Linked DNA regions of Homo sapiens: region 2 is linked to region 1. Evidence: read pairs that join two places in POLR2A ChIA-PET (ENCODE). Cell type or tissue: OCI-LY7. All regions are shown on one strand. Links, peaks and the distances in the headings refer to the core of each region. The heading gives the core; the rest is flanking DNA.

Region 1 (5,387 bases), core at 76-5,075:
TTATTGCTGATCTGGAGAAAGTTTTAGTGGTTTGTATAGAAGATCAAAACAGTCACAACATTCCTTTAAGCCAAAGCCATGTTCAGAGCAAGGCCGTAACTCTTAAATTCTGTGAAGGTTGAGGGAGGTGAGGAAGCTGCAGAAGAAAAGTTTGAAACTAGCAGAGGTTGTTGGTTCATGAGGTGTAAGGAAAGAAGCCATCTCCATAACATGAAAGTACAAAGTGAAGGAGCAGCAAGTTATCCAGAAGATGTAGATAAGACCATTGATGAAGGTGGCCACACTAAACAACAGATTTTCAATGTAGATGAAGTGGCATTCTATTGGAAGAAGATGCCATCTAGGACTTTCATAGCTAGAGAGGAGAAGTTAATGCCAAGCTTCAAAGAACAGGTTGTGATTCTCTTATTAGGGGGGTAATGCAGCTGGTGGCTTGAAGTTGAAGCCAATGCTCATGGACCATTCAGAAAATTCTAGTGCCCTTAAGAAGTATGCTAAATCAACTCTATCTGTGCTCTGTAAATGGAACAACAAAGCCTGAGCGACAGCACATCTGTTTACAGCATGGCTTACTGAATATTTTAAGCCCACAGTTGAGACCTACTGCTCAGGATGAAAGATTCAAAATATTAAACTGCTCAATGATAATGTACCTCCTCACACAAGAGCTTTGATGGAGATGTACAAGCAGATTAGTGGTGTTTTCTTGTCTGCTAACACAACATCTGTTCTGCAGCCCATGGGTCAAGAAATAATTTTGACTTTCAAGTCTTATTATTTAAGAAATATATTTTATTAAGGCCCAAGTTGCCATAGTGATTCCTCTGATGGATCTGGGCAAAGTAAAATTAAAAATCTTCAAGAAAGGATTTAGCATTGTAGATGCCATTAAGAAATTTGTGGTTCATGGGAGGAGGTCATAATAGCAATATTAATAGAAATTTGGAAGAAGCTGATTCCAGTCTTCATGGATGACCTGGGAGGGGTTCAAGATTTCAGAAGAGGAAGTAGATGCAGATGTGGTGAAAACATCAAAAGAACTAGAATTAGAAGTGGAGCCTGAAGATGTGATTGAATTGCAGCAATCTCATGATAAAACTTGAACTCATGAGGACTTGCTTCTTACGGATGAGCAAAGAGAGTGGTTTCTTGAGATGGAATCTACTTCTGGTGAAGATGCTGTGAATGAACATGGTTGAAATGACAGTAAAGGCTTTAGAATATTACATAAAGCGGTGGCAGGGTTTGAGAGGATTGACTCTAATTTTGAAAGAAGTTCTGCTGTGAGTAAAATGCTATCAAACAGCATCACATGCTACAGAGAAATTTTTCGTGAAAGAAAGAGTCAATCAATCAGGCAAATTTAATTGTGTTGTTTTAAGAAATTACCAAAGCGATCCCAGCTTTTAGCTACCACCACCCTGATCAGACTGCAGTAATTAACATTGAGGCAAAGGCCCTCCAGCAACCGATCACAACTCGTTGAAGGCTCAGATGATTATTAGCATATTTTAACAATAAAAGTTTTTAATTAAGATGTGTACATTATTTTTTTAAAATATGGCTATTGCACACTTAATAGGCTACAATATAATGCATACCTTTTATGCACAGGGAAACAAAAATTTGTTTTTACTTTATTGTGATATTTGCTTTATTGTGGTATTCTGGAAGTGAACTTGAGGTATCTCTAAGGTAGGCCTGTATTTCATACATGAAGAAAGGCATAGAGACCAATATAATTAGTACCCATATTCTACCTCTCTGTTTTAGCTATAAATATAATTCTTCCCCTCCTTGTCCCAGAGGTAGCCACTAATTCCAGAGTTTGTGTGTTGAAGGGCACCTTTCCTGCCAGAAGCCCGTACCCTGGCTGTGCTGATAGATGGGGTCCACAAATTCTTTGTAGGATCCCCTTTTTAAAAAAAGCTTTACATAAATGTTATCATTTAAGGTAAACACCATTCTGTAACTTGATTTTCTTTAATAAAAGTCAGCATGATATTTTTGAGATGTATTGTTCTTACATGACCAGATATGGCCCCATACTTAATAGTTAAATCAGGAAATTGAAGCCAGACAGCTTGAAAACCTTCTTAATGGAAAAAAATGCAAGAAGTGGGTGGGATAGAGTTTCTGTTGAATTTTTGTATAGAACATTGTCATTTGTGGGAAACTAGTTGATTTGAATTCTGTGTTATTTTGAATAGCCTAATAACAGCTTAATGAGGATTAATTGCATGTTGTATGGAAAGTTAATTGTTTTAATTTACTATGGGTGTAGTTACTGCAGTTTGGTTCAAACAGGTGAAAGTTAAGATTTGTAGCATAAAACAGGAAGCAGATGGGGGCTAATTAAAGTTCTGTTGATGATAAAAGGATGACTGATCAAGGAGCGAGCAGCTGGTTTCTCAATTTAAACACAATTTGTACTATTGTATGAAGACAGCCCTCTGCAAGTTCTCATGAGTATCTTTCAAAGGTGAAGGCATGTGTTCCAGCAACAAGTGTGAAGGCTGTTGTGGCCCTGTTTGTGCTCGCTCCCCTTTTTTGCCTTCAAGCAGTGTCACTTCAGGTTTTTCCAAAAAAGGGGGTTAAGGGATCACAAAACCTGGCCAGATTTTCAGTGATGCTCTCTGGACACCTGTTGTGTCCCAGAAAAGTCTAAAGCTCTTTCTGTCTCCAAGAAAAGTGCCCAAGCATTTCATTTCCTTTTGTAGTTTTTCTTACTTATCTCAACTCCGTCTCTTGGCAGGCTTTCCAATGTTGTTGCCCTGACCATAACCCAAGAAGGCCCACATCTAGCTAGCGGAAGCGCCGGGTATTTAAGTGTGTAGGCGAAGGCTAAGCAGTGCTGTAGATACTTTCCTGGAGCCTCACCTTGTTCTTCAGGGTCTTTGAGCTTCTGGCCATGAGATGTTAGGGACTTGAACTTATTTTGCTTGATTGTGTCCTGGATGACTTTCACCTTCAAATGACAGCATCTTTTGTTGCTACTGCTAATAGTGATTGCGTAAACATTGAGGACAAGTGTCCTCTATGTGTTTTGCTTAAGGAACATGCCAGCACTGGGTTTTCTTTGAATGTGTGCAGGGAGGTGACATGAGGTCAGATGAGGTGTGCCTTGCTTGGAGCCAGGGGCTAGACATTTGCTTGAGATTTTGTGCCCATAATATCTAATATTTATAAGTGCTTTGTAGGATTATCTCATTTTAGTCCTTACAAAAATGCTTTGGAATGGAAGTTGTTTATCCCCATTTTGTAGATGAGGAGATTGAAGCCTGGAGAGGTAAAGTGACTCAGCCAAGGTCTCACATTTGCTAAGTGCCAGTACTGGATGTAGATTCCAGGTTTGTGTGACAGCAAGCCCACGCTCCTCAGCCACTAGTTTTGTGTAAAATTGTTGTTCTCTTTCCCCGTCTCCTGCTTAAGGAAAGATATATTGTTTCCTGGAAAAACAAAAATGTTAGCATATAGTTTGCAAACTACAACTTATTATTTGGTTATGCAGGTGTGTGTGTGTTGTATAAACATTATATATATTTCACTTGGATATATTCCACTTGATAGGAACTGCTTTGTTTTTGAATGAATATATGAGAAAGGAAAATGCCTGGGTTTTTGTTTGTTACCCCAATGTAGCAACATTATGAAAGGTAAAATGCTCTTTCTTTAACAGCAGCAGCAAAAAAGACAACATGCAAAGGTAATCTACAAAGTAAAAAGCCCCATTATATTCACCACCTGGAAGCAACATTATTGTATTCATCAAAATTGTCTTGTAAAAGAAGTAATTGACCATACAGAGCTCGTATAATTGGTAATAAAGAGCACCCTGTATTTTAGTTGCAAATAGTGTGCAATAGGTTTCAGGGGTGTCATGATTGATGTTCACTGTCAGGTGTTGTAAATAAACTTTCCAATCCCAGATGGTGTTTTTGCCTAGTTAGGTTCTACACTGATCCCACCACATATTACACTAATGGGGAAACCTTGTGTACAGGTTCCTCATCTTCCAAGCTCTATTGTGGTGACCCTAGAAACTGCCTATGTGCTCACATCATGGCTCCTAACAGCATGAGGAGGAGTGTCACAGCCAAGGCTAGAGTGTTTTCCTGGCCTGGGAGAAGTCTTAGGATTGTACCGCCCCCGCCCCCTTTTTTTTTCATTCTGCTGCCTTCTCAGCAGTCAACTTCAGAATCACTCTTCTCCTGTCTTCTTTCCCCCTTCTTTGCTTGTTCCTTCCTATACCTTGCTTGTCTTTTTACAGAAGCATTTAAGGAGATGGAAAAGATTTGGCCCATTCTTCTCCTGTCATAACTCTGCCTGTGTATTTCTGAAGATGATGTTGACTGTTGGGGAATGGGATGTAGGAGAAAGAGGTCTACTGTGGGTCTTGCTTCGCACGGAGTAATCCGACCTGGCGTGGATTGTCTGGTCTCCTCCTTCATCCATCAAAGAGTAAGGCATGGTTCAATTACTTCTAGCAGCAAGTCCCACAGAACACCTGGGCTTTCTGAGCTACCTAGGGCAGGTGTGTTATTTGGTAGGAAGTTTGGGCAGCACTGGGGCTTTCAGTGAGAGCCCCTCCTTCTACCTTGGCATAATCATAAAATCTCACCAATACGTAGCCCTTTATGCTTTTTGAAGCACTTATACCCATTACAATTCTGTGGGGCATTTAGGACAGACATTGTTTTCCTACTTTATAGACAAGAAAGCTTAGACATAAAGGATGTAAAAATGTGTCCAGTCAGAAAGATAGAGCCAGACTTAGATTTTCTTCCTCATTACCACCGTCTTGCCATTAGATCAGCATTTTCCAAAATGTGTGCTGCTGAACATCAGTTTCATGGTATAGTCTGTCAAGAAGCGCGGGCAAAGAAATGTGTATGTGCGTGGAGGGGTGTGCATGTGCATGCATGTGATCCCACCAACAAAACAAAACAAAGTCTAAGGGAACAGTTTTGCTCTTGTTTGTTTTGTGTTGTTTTGTGTACTCAAGGCTCTAAAAAACTGTACAGTTAGGAATCCTGTTTAATTCTGTGTGGCCAGAGTGTCCCAAAGGTATTTTTTCAGTGAATTCAAATCACCCTAAAAGGAACCATTATTTTGTAGAGCACATGCCGAAGAATGCTTTAGTAGGCCATAGTGTGCTGCTTTGTCCTGAAGCTACTTTGGAGGTGCTACAGGAGACCTCAATGGTTAGAGGAAAATCTGATCTTCAGGGAACTTGCAGGGAAGAGTCCAGAGGATGCTGATACACAGTCAGTGGCTGGGGATGCTTTGGGAATAAAGACTGTCCCGAAGGTGGAGTGGGATGGGAGGCTGGCTGCAGGGAATCTTTGTCATAATGTCACTATAAGCACCATGCCTCCAGGATTTCA
Region 2 (5,387 bases), core at 251-5,250, 120 kb after region 1:
GCCTATCTTCTAACTGCCTGCTTCTGCATCGGTCTTCCCAACCAGATGATGATGGTGTCTTATTCATTTCTGCATCTCCAGATCCTAGTCCACTGCCTGGAACATGGAAGATGCTCCATAATTGTTTGCTGAAGGAACGAGTGATAACCAGAGAAGCCAGCTCCTGCTTCCTGATTAAGGCATGCAGTCAGGCCAGTGGGGAAATGGGCCTCATGGTGGAGCTTGCCTCTGCTGGAAGACTGACGGAGCCAGGTGCCCACACTTACATAAGGCCCTTTAGCTTACGCTCCCTGCCAGTCTCTGACAGGGAACCTGGGCATCACACGTAGTCTGTGAGAGGAGTATCTATACCAAGCTTGTCCAACCACAGCCTGCGGGCCGCATGCAGCCCAGGATGGCTTTGAATGTGGCCCAACACAGATTTGTGAACTTTCTTAAAACATTATGAGATATTTTTGGCAATTTTTAAATTTAGCTCATCAGCTCTCATTAGTGTTAGTGTATTTTATGTGTGGCCCAAGACAATTCTTCTTCTTCCAATGTGGCCCAGGGAAGCCAAAAGATTGGACAGCCCTGATCCACACTCTGGTGAAGACATCTCATTCAAGGACATTTTCAGTCCTCAGTTCCATGAAACTGTGGGGCATCCCGAGCAATGGCCCCAGTGAGAAAGAGAGTAATAAGCCCCGAATTTACCTTGACTCCAAAGCCCAAAGTTCCATCTTGAATGAATTCCTCTCCAAGGAGATGAGGCCATTGGCAGTCATCTCAAATTGCAATAGAAACACTTAGCGCAGTTCCCAAAGATCAAACAGTTTGATGATCAGAGCTCCCTTGTCCTGTTCCCCTGATATTTGCTGCTCTGTGGTGAAATATCTGACAGTCCACGGGTGGCTCTTGCTTCTGCCTGCTTATGGGGTGACAGGGGTATTTGTATCACTGGGAAAACAAGAGAAAAAGGCAAATAGATCACTGTGTCACTTATGTCTAGATCCTGGGGACAGAAACAATTTGGGAATGCTTAGGGGGTGGTGTGCACTTGTTAGCCTTCCCATCCAGGCCACAAAGCAGTCTCTCTCTGCACTTTTCTCCTCGAAGCATGGATTTGGATGGGTAGCATCATATCCCAACCAGGGCAGGCTGGGCGCGGTGGCTCACGTCTGTAATTCTAGCACTTTGGGAGGCCAAGGAGGGTGGATCACTTGAGGTCAGGAATTCGAGACCAGCCTGGCCAACATGGTGAAACCCCATCTCTACTAAAAATGCAAAAATTAGCCAGAAATCACTTGAATCTGGGGGTCAGAGCTTGCAGTGAGGTGAGATCGCACCACTGCACTCCAGCCTGGTTGACAGAGCGAGACTCTGTCTCAAGAATATACCAGGGCAGATTTCTGCTTTCTCCCAAGACGGAGAAACAGAGACCAGGTTCACTGTCTTACCTAAAACTGCCCACACACTGAGCAAGAGATATCAGCAAGACACTGGACTCCAGGCAATGAAAAACAGTGATCCTTGTGAGATGAGAAGCATGTGAGGTGAGCCTGGGCTTGCCCTGGCCTGCTGACTTGAGTTTGCTGACCACAGTGGAGGAGCGGGAAACTCAGGTAGAGCCCAGTACACTTCCTTAGCTGGGGAAATGGAGCTGGATGTCCAGGGAGAACAAGTTCTCAGGGCTAGCACAGGGCAGAGGGCTGGCGAGGAGAGCACTGACCACAGAGAAAAATTTGGTGGTCTGCAGCAGAGTTAGTAGAGTACTAATCAGCACTTGTGTGTGAAGAATCTGCACAAGGCCAGGGAAAGAACCACACGAAAGGATGAAAGGAAGAGTGCCCGGCACTCACACAGGGCTGGGAATAGTGCCTGCTTCCATAAGCCAAACTGGAAAATCTCATCATAGACAGGGCATTGGGTAGAGCACTCAGAAGGCTCTTGTCCTGGACATCATCCAAATTAATAGCTTCTGCTCTTTGAAAGACACTGTTCAGAGGATGAAAAGACAGCCTGCAGATTTGGAGAAAATATTTGCACAGCTTATATTTAATAAAGGACTTGTATCCAGAATATATAAAGAACTCTCAAACTCAATATTAAGAAAACAAACAACCGCATTGAAAAGTGGACACACGATTTTCACAGACACTTCACTAAAGAGATGCTCAACATCATTAGTCATGCAGTTAATGCAAATAAAACCGCAACGAGGCGCCGCTACACTCCCGTTAGGAGGGCGACAATTATAAAGACTCATCATGCCAGGTGTTGGCAAAGATGTAGACAAATGCGAACGCTCATGCCCTGCTGCTGGGAATGGAGAATGGTACAACAACTTTGGCAAATACTTGGGCAGTTTCTTAAACAGTTAAGCATGTGCTTACCATATGATCCAGCTTTTCCACTCCTAGGTATTAACCCAAGAAAAATGAAAGCGTGCATCCGTCTGTGTTACATTCCCAGGGCCGCCATGAAAAAGTGCCACAAGCTGGGTGGCTTAAAACAACAGAAATACATTGTCTCCCTTTTTTGGAAGCCAAAAGTGTGTGATCAAGATGTCAGCAGGGCCATGCTCCCTGTGAAACCTGTAAGGGAGACGCCTGCCTTGCCTTCTCGCAGCTTCTGGTGGTGGCTGGCAATCTTTGGCATTCTTTGTGTTGCAGCTGCATTAGTCCAGCCTCTGCCTTTGCTGTCATATGGTCCCTGCGTGTCCCCTGTCTTCACATAGTTGCCTTCTTATAAGGACATGTCTTATAATCATGTTGCATTAGGAGCCCTTCTACTCTGGTATGACCTCATCTAAACTAATTATATCTGCAAAGAACTTTCCAAATAAGGTCACATTAAGAGGTACTAGGGATTAGGACTTTCAGCATACCCTTTATTGGGGGGCACAATTCAACCCATAACACCATCCAAAGACCTGAGAATGCATATTTATAGCAGCTTTATTTATAATAGCTAAAAGGAGAAAAGAACCCAAATGGTCATCAACAAGTGAATGGATGAACCGACTGTAGTATATGTAGTCACGCACCACATAACCATGTTTCAGTCAACAATGGATCCCATGTACAATGGTGGTCCCATGAGCTTGTAATGGAGCCGAAAGATTCTGATTGTCTAGCCACCTAGCTGTTGTGACATCGTAGTGCAACATGTTACTCCCAAGTTTGTGGTAATGCTGGCGTAAACAAACCTACTATGCTGCCAGTCACGTAAAAGTATATCACATGCTGAATTAACCACATTTGCAGCAACCCGGATGAGATTGGAGACTATTATTCTAAGTGAAGTAACTCAGGAGTGGAAAACCAAACATCTTATATTCTCGCTGATATATGAGAGCTAAGCTATGAGGATGCAAAGGCATAAGAATGATACAGTGGACTTTGGGGACTTGTGGGGAAGGGTGGGAGGGGGGTGAGAAAAGACTACAAATATGGTGCAGGGTATACTGCTTGGGTGATGAGTGTGCCAAAATCTCACAACTCACCACTGAAGAACTTAGGTAACCAAATACCACCTGTTCCCCAATAACTTATGGAAAAAGAAAAAAAAGAAAAAACAGTATATCACATGCCGTTATATAGAGTAATTATATATATTATTACTATATATTACATAGTGTTTGATAATGATAATCAATAACTGTGTTACTGGTTTATGTATTTACTATGCTTTGATGGTTATTTTAGAATGTAGTCCTTCTACTTATTTTTTTAAAAAAAGTTAACTGTAAAACAACCCCAGGTAGGGCCTTCAGGACGTATTCCAGAAGGCGTTGTTATCACAGGAGATGACAGCTCCATGTATCTTACTGCCCCTGAAGACCTTCCAATGGGACAAGATGTGGAGGTGAAGACAGATATTAATGATCCTGACCATGTATAGGCCTAGGCTAATGTGTACATGTCTTATTTTTTAACAAAAATGTTTTAAAAAGTAAAAAATAGTTTTTCAAATAGGAATATTCAGAGAGAAAATATGTTTGTACGGCTGTACAATATGTTTGTGTTTTAAGCTAAGTCTTACTACAAAAGAGTCAAAAAGTGCAAATTTTTTTTTTTTTTTTTTGAGAGGAAGTCTCACTGTGTCGCCCAGGCTGGAGTGCACTGGTGCAAACGCGTCTCACTTCCACCTGTGCCTCCGGGGTCCAAGCAATTCACCTGTCTCAGCCTCCTGAGTAGCTGGGACTATAGGTGCATGCCACCAAGGCTGGCTAATTTTTTTAGTTTTAGTAGAAATGAGGTTTCACCATATTGGTCAGGCTGGTCTCGAACTCCTGACCTCAGGTGATCCACCCGCCTCAGCCTCCCAAAGTGCTGGGATTACATGTGTGAGCCACTGGGCCCAGCCAAAAAAAATTCTATAAAGTAAAAACGTTACAGTAAACTAAGCTACAGTTAATTTATTTCTGAAGAAAGAAACAGGCCAGGTATGGTGGCTCATGCCTGTAATCCCAGCATTTTGGGAGGCTGAGGTGGGAGAATCGCTTGAGCCCAGGAGTTTGAGACAAACCTGGGAAACATAGTGAGACCCCATCTCTACAAAAAATTAAAAAGATAGCTGGGTTTGGTGGTACATTCTGGTAGTCCCAGCAATTGGGGAGGCTGAGGTAGGAGGATTGCTTGAGCCAACTAGTTTGAGGCTGCAGTGAGCTGTGATCCTATGATTGTGCCATTGCACTCTAGCCTGGGTGACAGAGCAAGACCCCATCTCTTGAAAAAAAAAAAAAAGAAACATTACAAAAAATTTAGTTCAGCCTAATTGTACAGTGTTTATAAGTCTCCAGTAGTGTGTAGTAATGTCCTAGGCCTTCACATTCACTCACTACTCACTCACTGATGCACCTAGAAAAACTTCCAGTCCTGCAAGCTCCATTCATGGTAAGTACCCTATCTAGGTGCACCATTGAAAGTCTTTTATGCCATATTTTTACCATACCTTTTCTATGTTTGATATATTTTGATACACACATACCATTGTGCTACAATTGCCTATAGTATTCAGTACAGTAACATGCTGTACAGTTTGTAGCCTAGGAGCCACAGGCCATACCATATAGCCTACATGTACAGTGGACTCTACCATCTAGATTTGTGTAAGTACACTCTATGAAGTTCGCATGAGAAAATAATCTAATGATGCATTTCTTAGAATGTATCCATTGTGAAGTGATGCATGACTGTACTGTATATACATTAGAATACTACTCAACAATCAAAGGAATAAGCTATTGATATATACAAAAACATGGATGGATTTTAACATAATTATGCTGAGTGAAAGAAGCCAATCAAAAAGAGTAGGTACTGGCTGGGCACAGTGGCTCACACCTGTAATCCCAGCACTTTGGGAGGCTGAGGTGGGTGGATCACCTGAGGTCAGGAGTT

Evidence for each region. Peaks named below come from ENCODE experiments on the same cell type or tissue, not always from the same donor. Only the 100,000 strongest peaks of a DNase experiment are listed, where the experiment ranks them.
Region 2: POLR2A ChIA-PET joins it to region 1 with 6 read pairs; 1 of 35 experiments calls an interaction of 5 or more read pairs at or near these places.

What each region holds. Positions count from the first base shown.
Region 1 is chr13:40,578,391-40,583,777 of GRCh38, reverse strand. The region is part of intron 1 of FOXO1 (forkhead box O1); the gene reads left to right. Among named protein-coding and RNA genes, the nearest start is that of FOXO1, 86 kb to the left of the region's middle. In OCI-LY7, for the core only: no CTCF peak of the experiment used is centred there; DNase peaks (open chromatin) are centred at 1,037, 2,417 and 2,787; H3K4me3 peaks cover 3,919 bases; H3K27ac peaks cover 5,000 bases.
Region 2 is chr13:40,461,372-40,466,758 of GRCh38, reverse strand. It overlaps LINC00598 (long intergenic non-protein coding RNA 598), which reads left to right. Exons shown (of 7, transcript NR_024507.3): 4 at 82-252. Among named protein-coding and RNA genes, the nearest start is that of LINC00598, 17 kb to the left of the region's middle. In OCI-LY7, for the core only: a CTCF peak has its summit at 3,085; a DNase peak (open chromatin) is centred at 2,208; H3K4me3 peaks cover 1,213 bases; H3K27ac peaks cover 649 bases.